Regions from separate parts of the Homo sapiens genome. Here region 2 is linked to region 1. Evidence: read pairs that join two places in POLR2A ChIA-PET (ENCODE). Cell type or tissue: HepG2. All regions are shown on one strand.

Region 1 (5,000 bases):
TTTTAGAGGAAGGTTTTTCCAGAGACTCTTTTTTTTTTTTTTTTTTTTAAGGTCTCACTCTGTCTCCTAGGCTGAAGTGCAGTGGTGCGATCATGGTTTACTGCAGCCTCGACCTCCCCAGCTCAGGCGATCCTCCCACCCCTCACTCCCACTGCCCTTCCCAGTAGCTGGACTATAGGGTCCAAGCCGCCACTCTGGCTAATTTGTGTATTTTTTGTAGAAACAGGGTTTCGCCATGTTGCCCAGGCTGGTCTCAAATTCTTGGGCTCAAGCTGTCTGCCTGCCTTGGCCTCCCAGAGTGTTGGGATTACAGGTGTGAGCCACCATGCCCTGCTCAGATAGTCTTTCAACCAGAAAAAAATACCTACTTTCAAAGGTGTGCTTTCTTAAAGATCCTCAGTGCATAAGGGAAATGTCAGAATCATCCAGTGCTTTTCCCAGACTTCTTGACAGTTACAGTTCAGGAGTTAATGGTACTCTGTGTGACCTAAACCTACGGTTAGATAGCTTTGGACATCTGGGAGGCAAGTAAAAACGCCTCATCAAGACAACCTTTCTTTTTGTGGGAAAAGTAAAATTCCAACCAAATATTTCACAATCTACCCCCTTCTTACCTTCCCCAATGAAATACCAGAGGCTTTAGAGTCTAAAGACAGAAACACTCTTGTTGAAACATCTTTAGGTAGTTTCTGTTTCAGCTGGCAAGTGTAATCTTCATGCATTACCAAATCAGTATTGTTGACTTGAGATTTTCCCTATTTAAACACAATCTTCAGTAAGAAGATTGTGGTCTTTGGGGTGTTCTGCAGGCTTTTTTTTTTTTTTCTTTGGAGACAGAGTCTTGCTCTGTCACCCAGGCTTGAGGGTAGTGGGATGATCTCGGCTCACTGCAACCTCCACCTTCTGGATTCAAGTGATCTTCCCACCTCAGCCTCCCAAGTAGCTGGAATTACAGGCACACGCCACTGTGCCTGGCTAATTTTTGTATTTTTTTAAGCAAATATGTTTCTAGATAATGTTCTCTATCTTGATAGGGTTTGAGTCACAGGTATATGCATTTGATAAAACTCAGCACGTTACTGTGCTTAAGATTTGCACATTTCAGCCGGGTGCGGTGGCTCACGCCTGTAATCCCAGCACTTTGGGAGGCCGAGGTGGACAGATCATTTGAGGTCAGGAGTTTGAGACCAGCCTAGCCCACATGGTGAAACCCCATCTCTACTGAAAACACAAACATTAGCTGGGTGTGGTGGCATGTGCCAATAATCCCAGCTACTCAGGAGGCTGAGGCAGGAGAATTACTTGAACCCGGGAGACAGAGTTTGTGGTAAACTGGGATCACACCAGTGCACTCCATCCTGGGCAACAGAATGAGATTCCGTTTAAAAAAAAAAAAGATTTGCACATTTCAGTGTATGTAAATTCGACTCCTAAAAACTTGAAGTTTATTGAAGTCTAATTAGTGATATGCATGCTGAATTATTTAAGAGAAAGTATACTGATGCCTATAGTTTACTTTGAAATATGTAAAAAAAACTGAATGGATTAATGATGGATAAGAGATGGATAGCGATAAAGCAAGTTTAGTAAAATGTTAGTAGTAGAGTCTAGGTGGTGGGGATAAAGCAAGTTTAGTAAAATGTTAGTAGTAGAATCTAGGTGGTGGGTATATAGTTCACAGTTTACAGTGAACTCTAATTCAATTTTCTGTATGTTTGGAAAATTTCATAATAAAATATTGGGAGTGGGGAGTAAATGTGATGATAGAAGCTATCTCTTTAACACACTTAGGGAAAAATCCGAAAACATTTTCTAATGAGAGAACATCATTAAAATTTTCAGGATGTTACACATTTTGCTATTCATGCTATTTGACTTAGCCTTTGTGGGGGAGGGTTGGAAAAAAAGTCACATCCTCTAACACTATTTTGGAATGATAAGGTGAAGATTATAACAATAGTAATTTAGTGCCCAAAGTCTGGTTTTTCTTCTTTATGGTCACTCTTGTAATCAGCTTTTCCTTCCTAGGCAGTGTAATTCTGCAGTCCTATTTTCAAAGAAAAGAAAGTGTTCTTTCTCACTGATCTGTACTATGGCTGAATGCAAGCAAATATTTGAAGAGATGAATCATTGATTCCTGGACCATTTGTCAGAGAGGGTTAGACTAGTTGGCCAGATGTCTCCATGGTGAGCTGTTTATGATGGTAGAGGTCTGTGTTTTATAAAGACAGTGAGTACCAGAACCTTACTGCTTTAACACCAAGCTTACCAAGACCCTAAGTTTGATTATTTTTTTTTGTCTCAGAGCAGCTTTAAAAAAATATAAAGCGTTAGGTGCTTCATTTACCCCCAAGAAAAATGAAAAAACATGTAAAATGTAAAAATCTAATAAATAATATAGAAATGGAGAGAATAGTCTTTAGTTTCTTTTTTAAAAAGGCAAGAATCAAAATTAATAATACCACACTTCAGAGAAATAGATTTGCAAAGGAAATATTCGATCATAATTATGCTCTTGCAGCAAAATTGTTATCGAGAGTATAATATTAGGCTGGGCATGGTGGCTCACACCTGTAATCCCAGCACTTTGGGAGGCCGAGGTGGGCAGATCACCTGAGATCAGGAGTTCAAGACCAGCCTGGTGAACATGGTGAAACCCCATCTCTACTAAATGTACAAAAATGAGCCAGGCGTGGTGGCAGGCACCTGTAATCCCAGCTATTCGGGTGGCCGAGGCAGGAGAATCGCCTGAACCGGGGAGATGGAGGTTGCAGTGAGCCAAGATCACACCATTACACTCCAGTCTGGGCAATGAGAGTGGAACTCCGTCTGAAAAAATAAAAATAAAAAAGTATAATCATATTAAAAGTATTGCCACTTAGGTGGTAAGAAGAGTCCTTCTACTAAGCACTGGCATCCAGTGATAAAAATTATTAAATCAGTTGATGTTTGTCACAGATGTGTATTTAAATTGTGTGACTAGCTTTTTTTTTTTTTGTCTCAAAGTTGACTTCACCAGCTAATGTTGTCTTTGAAGTTAAGGTAAAGAATATAGGTATTGGCCAGGCACGGTGGCTCACACCTGTAATCCCAGCACTTTGGGAGGCTGAAGTGGGTGGATCATGAGGTCAGGAGTTCAAGACCAGCCTGGCCAACATATTGAAACCCCGTCTTTACTAAAAATACAAAAAATTAGCTGAGCGTGGTGGCACGCACCTGTAGTCCTGGCTACTCGGGAGGCTGAGGTAGGCGAATCACTTGAACCCAGGAGATAGAGGTTGCAGTGAGCCGAGATCTCACCACTGGACTCCAGCCTGGCGACAGAGTGAGACTTCATCTCAAAAAAAAAAAAAAATATATATATATATATATAGGTATTACAGATGTGTTGCCTTTATATAATCTCATCTTACTCATTTTCTATTCCGTTCAGTCTCTTAACCCTTGATGATATCCTTAAGCAGCGTATCATTTAGGTTCATTTTGATGCTTCGTAAGATGGACCTCATGGGAAATATATGGAGCCATTTTTTCCTTTGTGTTGATATGTACTGTACATGTCACTTATGGATATAACCATTCTAATGGCTTTTTAGGCTGACCTCTCCAAAAGACTGCATTCAAAGATAGTCTCAGTTCATTTTACTGGACAAGGAAATTAACATTTTTGACCCAAGAAGAAATGCCCTTTAGTATTTCAGTTTGCCCCCTAGTTCAGTCGGTGTGTCCTTCCTGCTGTGCCAGGTTCTGTGGTAGGTTCTATACACAGTGATTTCCAAATGTGGCTGCCATCAGAGTCACTTGGGGAGCTTTTAAGAAAACACAAGCTTGGGCCGGCATCCCAGAAATTCTGATTCTGGCTATTCGTAGTGGGACCAGGGATTTGCATTTTAATAAGTACTCTAAGTGATTCTAATGCCGTCTATGGGATGATCAAGCTACAATCCCTCCCAAGATTCTCTGTCTGAAAATATAGGTAAGTATAGGTTATAGAAAAGTAAAAATTACTTCAGTACGGGGTAGTTCTGTAAAAGATAAATTCTTTACTTTTCTTAGTGCTTTTAACTCAAGTTTTACTCCAGAATCCCTCTCCCCCAGGTAATTTAGTTATTTCTGATTAGATATGTGCTCATTTTGTAACATCTTGCATTTTTTTGATCCAGTTTAAATGTTAGGCACTGTGCCATGCGTATTACATGCATTATTTCATTTAATCCCCACAGTGGTACTGTGAGATAAGAACTGTTACTATGTCTGTTTTTTAACATGTGTCAAGAGTCAGGTTAATTAGGACGTGTATCAGTAAATATTGCAGGGCTGGGACTTTCACCTAGTCTGACAACAGAGTGTGTACTGTGCTATGGTGGCTTCTGGTATTGTGTGTAAAATCTGTAAGCTCAGTTTTATTGTCTTAAAGCAGTGGTCCTTGGAAAGTGGGCCACGTAAAGCTTTTTTTGAATGGATGAAACAAAAAATTGTCTAAAGTGTAATTGATTAGCTTTCACCCAGTCTTTTGCCTGCAGTCCATCACTTCTCTGTAAAAAAAAAATACCATGAATGACAGCCATTTCCAGTTTAAAACCTATAGGTTTTCAGTGCCAGATAAATCTGAAAGATCATCTACTTTGTTCATTTATGTGCCCTGTCTGTGGCTGTAGCCCTCAAGAGTACTCTGTGTAGTCATCTCAGAAAGTATTTAGAGGTAACAGCTCTTGATTTTTCCTTGTACGTTTCATAGGCTTGCCTTTATAAAATGCCTTCCAGCTTCTTCCACCTGATTAACCTCTTCTTTACACTTGGTTTTCACAGATGGTCCTTTTTATTTAAAAAAAAAAAGTCTGGCTTTAAAGTATTTACAGTTTTTTTAAAAGCCTCATTTTCTTCTCTGACAAATTTTATAGTTGACATTTTCTGGGTCATTTAAGGAAAATTGCTCTTTTGGAAGAAACTGACTCAAAACACACTTTAGTTCAATTTGGAAAAAAACTTAATTTTTGTCT
Region 2 (5,000 bases), 56 kb after region 1:
TAAGTAAAAGTGAAAACTGAGACCAAGATCACTAACTATTTGGTGGAAAAACCAAGACTGGAACCCAGGAACCTCAGCTCGTCACCCTTGGGTCTCTACACTTTACCCTGAGGCCTCTTAACAGCCCCCTGGGATTCTGTCATCTAAGAATCCATTTTGGCCTCCAGGACTTTATTTTCTTAACACAGAAGCATGGCATAAACAAACCTGCCCAGAAGGAACCTGTGACTGCCTCCATGTCCGTATGTTCTGTTACACAGATGCCCTCTACCCAGGAGGCAAAGCCCCCACTTACTGCATCCTGCACTGGGTTGTGGGTGTGGGTACCGTGCTACTCACTGTCTCCACCTGTGTCAGAGCATCCACCCTGTTACAGCACCATTATCAGCTAAGGCTTCTCTTCCACACCAGGCTGAGTACTTCTCCAGGACAGGAGCTGTGTTTTGGTCCTCTTTGGTATCCTTGGCACTCAGTGTAGATTGTGGCACACAGACCTCAGGAAATGTTTAGAAAGGGCTGGGCAGGCTTTCTGAAAAGAAGTCTTGTTTTCCCAAAGTATGGTCTCACCAAAATCCTTTCCACTGTTGCAGATTTCTTTGGTAGAAAAATACATTGAAGAACAGCTGCTGCAGCGGATTCCTGAGTTCAACATGGCAGCCTTCACCACAACATTACAGTGAGTTGAGCTTGACTGATTTTTGTGTTTTGTTTTGTTTTCTCACTTTCTTCCTTCCCTAGGCTGACCAAAAGACGCTCCTTGTTTGTTTTCCTGTGCATGCCGTTGGTGGTTAGGTCCTATGGAGGAAGCCCTCAAACCTTTTAATGAAATCTTGAAAAGATCAGGCATTGGCTCACGCTTGTGTTCTCAGTGCTTTGGGAGGCCAAGGGAGGAGGATCACTTGAGCCCAGGAGTTCAAGACCAGCCTGGGTGACATAGTGAGGCCCCGACCCTACAAAAAATAAATTAGTCAGGTGTGGTGTTGCATACCTGTGGGCCTAGCTACTCAGGAGGCTGAGGCTGGAGAATCCCTTGAGCCCAGCAGTTCAAGGCTACAGTGAGCTATAATTGCACCCCTGCACTCCTGCCTGGGTGACAGAGCAAGACCCAGTCTCTAAAAAAACAAAACAAAAATAATGCGGGGGGTGGGGCTGGGGTGGTGGAAAGAAAAACGAAAGCAATCTTGAGGACTGTCTCATCATTCATTCACGAAACAGCCATCTGTTCCGTTTGCAGGCACCATAAGGATGAAGTGGCTGGTGACATATTCGACATGCTGCTCACCTTCACAGATTTTCTGGCTTTTAAAGAAATGTTTTTGGACTACAGAGCAGTAAGTTACTACTCCTATTTATTTAGCCACTTTGAGCCACTTAGAAAATTCCAGGTAGAAATACCGAACATGAACCTCCCACGCTTCCCCCATCATTCTCCCTTCAAACTGGCCGATGAGGCATCAGAAGAGTGAGCTGCTATTCTGTTGTGGCTGGGACCTTCTCATGTTTTCATGAAACAAGCCCAGGTACCAACTTAGAGTTCCTAATCAGAAGGACAAAACCGAAAAAGCAGGTCTCAGGTCTCATTCTGCCTTGCCTTTCTTTTATTTATTTTTTTTTTTGAGACAGAGTTTTGCTCTTGTCACCCAGGCTGGAGTGCAGTGGCACCATCTTGGCTCACTGGAACCTCTGCCTTCCAGGTTCAAGCAATACTCCTGCCTCAGCCTCCCGAGTAGCTGATACTACAGGCACCTGCCACCACGCCCAGCTAATTCTTGTATTTTTAGTAGAGACAGGGTTTCACCATGTTGGCCAGGCTGGTCTCAAACTCCTGAAGCATGGTCCGCCTCGGCCTCCCAAAGTGTTGGGATTACAGGCGTGAGCCACCGCACCTGGCCCTGCCTTGCTTTTCATATAATGCAAGCTCTTTATAAGAAAAATAGGAGACTGGGCATGGTAACTCACACCTATAATCCCAGCACTTTGGGAGGCCGAGGCAGGCAGATGGCTTGAGCTCAGGAGTTTGAGACCAGCCAAGGCAACATGGCAAAACCCTGTCTCTATGAAAAATACAAAAATTAGCTTGGTGTGCTGGTGTGCATCTGTAGTCCCAGTCAGCTACTTTGGGGGCTGGGTGGGAGGACCGCTTGAGCCCAGAAGGTTGAGATTGCTGTGAGCTGTGATTGTACTGCTACAGTCCAGCCTGGGTGACAGAGTCAGACCCTGTGTCAAAAAAAAAAAAAGAAAAGAAAAAGAAATGGTGTTGGGTGTGGTTGTGCATGCCTGTAGTCCCAGCTACTTCGAAGGCTGAGGCAGGAGAATCACTTGAGCCTAGGAGTTTGGGGCTGTATTACACAGCAGTGGTGCCTGTGAATAGCCACTGCACTCCAGCCTGGGCAACATAGCAAGACCCCTATCTCAAAAAAAAAAAAAAAGAAAGAAAGAAAAATGTTTTCCAGTGAAGGGAGGTACATTTTAAGAGTGCATTTTAAGAATGACCAGGGCCAGGCTGGACACAGTGGCTCATACTTACAATTCCAGCGCTTTGGGAGGCCAAGGCAGGAGAATCACTTGAGCCCAGGAGTTCAAGACCAGCCTAAGTGACATATCAAGACCCTGTCTCTACAAAAATAAAAATAAAAAAGTTAGTCAGCTGTAGTGGTGCACACCTGTAGTCCTAGCTACTCAGGAGGCTGAGGCAGGAGGACCACTTGAGCCCAGGAATTCCAGGCAGCAGTTAGCTGTGATCAAGCCACTATACTCCAGCCTGGGTGACAGAGCAAGACCCTACCTCTTTAAAAATAATATTAAAAAAAATTAAGACTAGGGCAGGCCAGTATTGAGCAGAAATGCAGAATAACCAATAACCTGTGTTCCCTTCCTATGTACTCTGGAGGTCCACGTTCCCACCTTCAGCTCTGCCTTCCCCATGTCAGAGGCAAGATTCCAAGCCAGGGCTCTTTCTAGTCCTTCCTTTGGTTGTTTTCTCATATAGGAAAAAGAAGGCCGAGGACTGGACTTAAGCAGTGGCTTAGTGGTGACTTCATTGTGCAAATCATCTTCTCTGCCAGCTTCCCAGAACAATCTGCGGCACTAGGTCCTACCTCCAGCCAATGAATGGGATCATTCTGGATGTCACCAGCCCAATAGGCTCAGCTCATGATGACAGAACACATCTTGGAAAGACTGACTCTGTTATGTAACTCTTCATTTATGTTAAGTATTAATAGGTCAAAACCAAAATGACCTAACCCTCCTGGACCTATTTATCCTGAAACACCTTCTTGTATTCATTAACCATAGTACTCCTCCCCACCTCAAGTAGACACCTCTCTCAGGAGCTTCTGAGTCAGACGCCTCTGGAGCGAGCCCTATGTCAGGCACTCCACCTGGGGGGCCCTTCCCCAGCATACCTGCTGGTGTGTAAGTGTGGACTAACCCGCCGCCACCACCCTCTGTTCCAGCAGGCTCTGCATGAATCTTTGTGCACTTGCACCTCTTTTTCACATGGGCCACAGTTTCAGTACTTCAGCCTCAGTGGGGTTCCTGATGTTTATCTAGGGTGTTACTCAAGCCCAGTTTGAGATTTTGGAGTCTCCTGTGATCACATCTTGTCTCGGCTGTAGGAATCAACAGAAGGAGACGTCCTCTACATAAAAGCTCCATGTGAAAAGCTACTCCTAGTCTTAACATTTGCAGTCCTTGTGTCACTGTCTTCTGGTCCTGATGTAGTCCCACTGTTTCTAGAAGTCTCTTTTAAGCATTATTTTTGAAAAAAAAAATATTTTTATAGATGAATACTCAGGCTAACCTAGTGGATGTGATCTTGGAACTTCCATGATTATCCACTTAAAGATCAAAGTATTATATGCTGTGTGCTTTTTAGGTGTTTGTTAGTACTGTGAAGGCAAAAATGCTTTCTACATTGACATTCATTCCTATTTTACTGGGCACCTATGAATGTATGCTGTGTGCTAGAAATAGACTAAAACATATTCCTATAGCATGTTAGTGTGTTTGCATGTTTGCTGAAAATCCTTTGTGTATAAACCAGTTTGTAAGGTTCTCTGGGTTAGGTAGGGACTCTGCAGTTTCTTCCTGTCAAAATCTCTCCTACCAAGATGGTGTTCCACTGTCCAGCCCAGCATGAGTAGCAGGTAGAGCACAGCTTTACTGGCTGTTTGTATGCTTTGGTTTAGTGCAATGTGTGGTAGATTACTTATCAGAAAACATATATGTCATCTCTAGAACGAAGAAAAAGCATAGTAGTTCAATTCCCAGTGTGTCCCTTTGATTTTTTTTTTTTAATAGTAAAAATAAGAATCTGTACTGACTTTTCACTTGGCCATTCTGGTTTTAAAGGACAAGCTACAAGCTCTGTGTTTCTGTACTGATGTGTCACTTATTAAATACTTTTGTACCATGAGTAAAACTTCAGGTGTTTCGCAAGAACCACCATTCTCAATGAGTTGTATTCTTTCTTTAATGTAGCCACTGCCATAAGGTTATTAATTATTGCTTTGGTCTTTTTTTTTTTTTTTTAAATGCCACCTCTCCTGGGCTTGCTTTCCCTTGCTTTGTCTATAAATGGGAGGTCCACCACAGCCCAGGCATGCTGGGAGCACTTGCTAAGACCTGTGGACCAGCCTGCCTACTTGAGAAAAGGCCAGTGGACAAGTCCAGAGATTAAATGATGAAAAAACGATGATAAAGGCAAATTGGTTTTTCACCCTTTTTTTTTTCTTTTTTTTTTGGGAATGGAGTTTTGCTTTTGTTGCCCAGGCTGGAGTGCAATGGCACGATCTCGGCACACTGCAACCTCCACCTCCCGAGTTCCAGTGATTCTGCTGCCTCAGCCTCCCAAGCAGCCGGGATTATAGGTGTCCACAAACACGCCCAGCTAATTTTTGTATTTTTAGTAGAGACAGGGTTTCACCATGTTGGTCAGGCTGGTCTTGAACTCCTGACTTCAGGTGATCACCCACCTCCCAAAGTGCTGGGATCAC

Evidence for each region. ChIA-PET counts read pairs that join two places held together with the same protein. Peaks named below come from ENCODE experiments on the same cell type or tissue, not always from the same donor. Only the 100,000 strongest peaks of a DNase experiment are listed, where the experiment ranks them.
Region 2: POLR2A ChIA-PET joins it to region 1 with 8 read pairs; 18 of 35 experiments call an interaction of 5 or more read pairs at or near these places.

The regions. Positions count from the first base shown.
Region 1 is chr16:57,192,681-57,197,680 of GRCh38, forward strand. The region is part of intron 1 of RSPRY1 (ring finger and SPRY domain containing 1); the gene reads left to right. Among named protein-coding and RNA genes, the nearest start is that of RSPRY1, 8.9 kb to the left of the region's middle. In HepG2, no CTCF peak of the experiment used is centred here; a DNase peak (open chromatin) is centred at 2,131; H3K4me3 peaks cover 350 bases.
Region 2 is chr16:57,249,177-57,254,176 of GRCh38, forward strand. It overlaps ARL2BP (ARF like GTPase 2 binding protein), which reads left to right. Exons shown (of 6, transcript NM_012106.4): 4 at 591-676; 5 at 1,235-1,331; 6 at 2,990-4,459. The coding sequence ends at 3,091. It overlaps LOC124903697 (a long non-coding RNA gene), which reads right to left and starts at 2,616. Exons shown (of 2, transcript XR_007065082.1): 1 at 2,528-2,616; 2 at 1-795. In HepG2, no CTCF peak of the experiment used is centred here; DNase peaks (open chromatin) are centred at 3,125 and 4,435.